Linked DNA regions of Mus musculus: region 2 is linked to region 1. A link is a loop called in an ENCODE intact Hi-C map of the cell type or tissue named here. Cell type or tissue: left cerebral cortex. All regions are shown on one strand.

Region 1 (2,500 bases):
TGTGAGCTAGCAGGTGCCACACTGATGGCTTGAAAGAGGCCACAACAGGAGTATTTACACCATGGGAAGTGGTAAGAACTACAACTTGTTCTTCCTCGGGCCAATTTGCCAGTACTCTGCCATGAATGGACGTCACTTGGTCCCTGTGACAACTCTCTTTACCGCTCTAAACTTAAAGAGGAGAAAGCAAACTCATGCAAATGAAGTCCTTGGGAATACCAGGATGGTCAGTGGCAGGAAACCACACCTCGGTGCCTGAGCACCAACCTGCTTTTCCTGCTTCACAGGTACACAGCCACACAGATGGGAGATAGGAGCATAAGAAACAGCCTGGGGGTGGGGAGGGGAAGCCTTCTAGAAGGCTGGCCTTTATCTTTCCATCTCCCCTGAAGACAGTGGGGTGCTTTTCACCTGTTGATAAAAGTACAGCAATGTGGTCCTGTCTTCTTTCAGGCTCTCCATGAAGTCTTCCGGCAAGTAGCGGATTTGAAGGTCATACCTGTATCAAGACAGACTCTGGTTGACACTGGGAAGCTGAATTCCCAAGAGAGCAGTAAGACTCACAGGGCCAAAGCTCCTCTACCCTCAGCATGCAAGGGCCATCCATGAGGCTTTTGGCACAGATACTAGTTTCCTTACCTCAAAGACCCGCCCTTGGCCTGGGCTCTCCTTCCTTCCCGCCCTCTGCTCCCTCTTACCATAGCACCAACAGCATCTGGTCTGGAACTGTAACCTAGATACTGTCCTGAAATGAGGATTCTCTATGGAAGCCAGGTTAGACCTCAAAACTATTCTCATCCGGACGGGTGGGAGGACTAAGTCTAGAAAGCCACTCCAGTTTTCTAGAAGATTCCGAGCCTCGGGCATGCTTGAAGGGAGGATGACATTCCTACCTCCACTCAGCTTCCACGTGTAGACATTCATACTTGTCCTGCACTTCGCCCACGGTCATCTGTGGGTGCAGCCAGTGGATCTCGTCTGACTTCATGTGCTTCAGCCTCAGCCCATAGCATTCAGCCAGCTGGATGTTGGGCCCTATTCGCCCACTCAGGAGGATGGAGGTGATGATCTCCTAGGGAGGAGACAGGAGGGCTAAGGGTCAGGGATGCACCCCTGCTGGGCTCTCACAGGCTCCCCATGAACATCCCCTAATCCTGTGTGGCAGTCTGTCTTGGCTATTATTTATTTCTGATTCTCTGACAGTGAGCACAGGCCCTGGGACACAGTGTGCTCTGCCCGGTGAATGAACAATTTGGCAGAATGAGACAGACATAGAGGAAGTGGGAGGAGGTAGCAGAAGCGAGGACAAGATGCAGAGGCTGAGAGCACAGTTCAAAAACAATTAATACCAGCTGGGCATGTGCCCTGTGAAAAGCCCCTTCTGGATAGTTTCCAGTCTAGCCAGCAGGATGCAGTACAGGACTAAGATCTGCCAGGTCTTCTCCACACATGACTGCACAGAGTCCACGTGACTCAGGGAAGCAAGCAGGTGTTACCACTGCGTTATTGTTGGTAAGTAAGCTGATGCCAGGACTAAGCTGGGATGGTGAGCCCTGGACACCAATGTTTTGCTTTGCCAAGCTGACTTGGGGCATGGCAGAGCTGGAGAAGATGGAAGCATGAGGCTGACCTTAAGGGACAGACCCACGAAAAGATGATCTTAGGAGAGCTGACAGGAAGGCACTAGCCTCTGTGTTCTGCTCTTGGGGTTTTCTTTTTCTTTTACCCACAGTTTCAGCAGGTCCCACACCCACAGACCAGTGCCCCCACTTCTTGGCCCAGACACAGGCCAGCCTGATTAATATGAATGTCAACTGCAAGGCTTCCCAGAAGCCCACCAGAAAGCCCTGACTAGCCCAACTTAGCTGCTGGTAATCACATTTCTCCCTTGGGTCCACATAGAGTGAGTGAGCTGAGTCCACTCCTGGCAGAGCAGAGTTCCCTGGATGCAGATTTAAAACCTCACTGACACTGACCCTTCTGAACTAGGAGTCTGAAATGCATGGATACCCAACCTACATCAGCCTACCCGAGACGGCAGGCTGGCCAGGAAGAGGAGGGAGGCTTTATTGTTTAGACTGTATGTTTTTTTATTTTTTTTAAACATGCCTCCCAAGAAGTTGTCTAAGTTAGCAAGCAAAATGCAATTAATTCCATAATTGGAAATAGAAGCAAGCATGTTGCTTTTTTCTCTCTTCTAGGAAAATGTCAAGACTAATATTTAAGTAATGCTGGTTTAAAATAATGTCCAATTAACGTCTTGTTCCAGATGCCTCCTTTCAATTCTCTTGAACTTCCATACAACTCTCTTTCCTACAAAGAAAGACAATGGCTCTCAGAGAAGCCCACTACCGCTCTGTGAGATGCATGGTGTGGGGTGGGGGATGTGGGGACCAGAGTACAGACCAGCAATCTAATATCATCTCTGAAATCAGAACGAAGGCTGAAGGTGAAGGAAGTGATCTACAGTGGCTCCAGAGAGAGAAGCCTGGACGAGAAT
Region 2 (2,500 bases), 73 kb after region 1:
CTGCCTTTTCGGTTGATGAGAAAGTCAATGGTGCAATCTTAGACAGGTTACCCAGGCCCACCATTAGAACATCAGCCTTGGAGTCCATGAAACACAAATACCCTCTCTTTGTACACCCCCAAACCCACCACACCATACCCCCGGCTTGGCTTGTCTTTTGAGGAACTAGAGCACTAGTCTCCCATGGTAAGCTACTCTGTCAGAATATTCCAGCTCTTCACTGACCAGGTAGCGCCTCCCCCCACCCCCATCTGCTGAGTCAGAGTTTGCCTTGAGTTCACCCAGATTTTTAACACTGGCTACTCCGTCTCAAAGATCTGACATCTTTATTTAAACGTAAGTCAGTGCTGAAGAGGGAATAGAACAGACATCGTCCTTCCAGGAAGAAATCTATTTTTCCCATTTGATGAGTGCAGTTAGGAGATGAGACTCAGGGAACCTCTTAGAGTTTGCTTATTGTTCTGCAAGGGAAACAGAAAGAAGAAGGGCTGGAGACCAGAGAAATAGTGGATACCACATCCTCTAACCTTCCCTTTCCTTTCTCCTTCTATGTCTCCATGCAACCTGCAAAATCCTCATTTCTTCCTGTAGGCTGTGGCATCTTGGGGTGAGGGGGTGTCTTAATTAGGGTTTTACTACTGTGAACAGACACTATGACCAAGGCAAGTCTTATAAAGGACAACATTTAAGTGGGGCTGGTTTACAGATTCAGAGGTTCAGTCCATTATCATCAAAAGTGGGAGCAGGCATGGTGCAGGAGGAGCTGGGAGTTCTGCATCTCCATCTGAAGGCTGCTAGTGGAAGACTGACTCCCAGACAGCTAGGACAAGGGTATTAAAGCCCACACCCACAAAAGGCCACACCTACTCCAACAACCACACCTCCCAATAGTGCTACTCCCTGAGTCAAGCATATACAAACCATCTCAGTGAGGGACCATGTTTTCTGGTGTGTCATGATGGGACATAGCCAAGATGGCACAATAATGCAGGGGTGATAAGAAGCACATGAGGTGAGTCTCAAACTGCCAGAGACCATGCTGAGGCTCTGAGCTGCAGAGCTGGGATTTGGTGTATGTGCAGTTTGACTGAGCGGGGATGAGGCTCCACCAACCCTTCAGATATACACACTTGCATCTTCTATATGTGCTTCCATTGATACACAGAATTACTAGACAGATTGATTACCTGTGACATATAGAGCAGCACACACGGTGCATTCAGATACATGATAGAGCTGTGAGTATCTATTGCCTTTTAATCTTCGCGATGGTCTGGTGAGGAAAACATTGGCTGTCAGTGTTGAGCGTGGTGAAGTGTGTAGGAAGGCTGAGCTGGAGGGTTTGCAAAGTGTGGTCACATGGCTGGGAAGAGGAGGCTGCAAGGTGTGAGGGAAGGCTTGGTTTCTAGGCATACCTAGAAACAGAGGCCCCAGTTCTCCTCCTTGTGACCCGTGTCTCCGGACAATGGAGAATCACCTCTATTGTAGACAAAGGCTCCCTCTGCTATGGTGGGAGACACTGCAGAATATCGACTTCAGTCCTGCAGCTCTCCCCTACTTCATACTGGGGCACTTCCCCCCCCACCCCTGTGTCTGAGTCTTGCCCCTCTTAGCCCTTGCTAACAAACCTCTAGTATCCATCAGGATTACGGTGTCTGGGACAGGGAAGTGAGGGGAGCATGTGTGCTTATCACTGTCTTCAAAAGTAATGGGAGCAAGTAACTGGGCCTAGGTTTGTTTTTTTTTTTTCTTCCAAACATTTTCTGAAAATCAGTATGCAAGGCAATGGTTAATGACTTGTAAAATATTGAGGAGAAGTTACCAGCAGCGCATGGCAAGAAGTTTAGCTGGCTTCTGTGAAGACACAATCTGGAGCTGTGGGTCCCTTCCAGGGTGATACTATCATTAGGCGGGTATAAATAAACAGCAAAGGGCAGAACTACCCAGGGATGTGCCTGGAACCTTCCAGAGCTTCTGGGCTTTATGTGGGATACACAGGTCACGGAGACCCCGTAATCTTGAGGGGCACCAGGGACTTTGTTAGCATGGACTAAGGCAAAGAGCAAGACTCAAGAGACGAGGTTGGAGGGAAGGAGCTCCAAGAGGGAACTGGAGAAGAGCTACAGGGCAAAAGGGCAGGTTCAGCTCTGTGTCCACAGAGGTATAAATGGGGAATGATCTGGAAGAGATGAAGGAATGAGCCAAAGAAATTAAAAATTAACAACGCGGGATTGATCATAGCTGAAATTCCTGAGACAGATTTAGTCACCAAAGGCGGCACTTTTTTTTTTTTTTTTTTTTTTTTTGGCTTGAATAAAACATTCCTGATACAACTCCAGGAGTAGCAGTTCCCTGGGTAAGATTGGTAATCAAACTATTTTCAAGGCTAAGGAACTGATGGACTGTGGCTCTCAGCTAGCTCAGCTCCTGGTGGGTCTAGCAGCTACCCCCTCTTTCCAATTGCCCAGACCTTTGTAGCTAGATCCCCACATCATGGGCT

The links. Peaks named below come from ENCODE experiments on the same cell type or tissue, not always from the same donor. Only the 100,000 strongest peaks of a DNase experiment are listed, where the experiment ranks them.
Region 2: it touches region 1 in a loop (2.5-fold over the local background); 2 of 42 quality-filtered maps call a loop at or near these places.

What each region holds. Positions count from the first base shown.
Region 1 is chr14:66,189,163-66,191,662 of GRCm38, forward strand. Ptk2b (PTK2 protein tyrosine kinase 2 beta) reads right to left here. Exons shown (of 31, transcript NM_001162366.2): 3 at 894-1,072; 4 at 412-499. Among named protein-coding and RNA genes, the nearest start is that of Gm52098, 12 kb to the left of the region's middle. In left cerebral cortex, a CTCF peak has its summit at 1,413; DNase peaks (open chromatin) are centred at 964 and 1,331; H3K27ac peaks cover 347 bases.
Region 2 is chr14:66,262,223-66,264,722 of GRCm38, forward strand. All of the region lies in intron 1 of Ptk2b (PTK2 protein tyrosine kinase 2 beta), which reads right to left. Among named protein-coding and RNA genes, the nearest start is that of Ptk2b, 18 kb to the right of the region's middle. In left cerebral cortex, no CTCF peak of the experiment used is centred here; a DNase peak (open chromatin) is centred at 1,332; H3K27ac peaks cover 1,640 bases.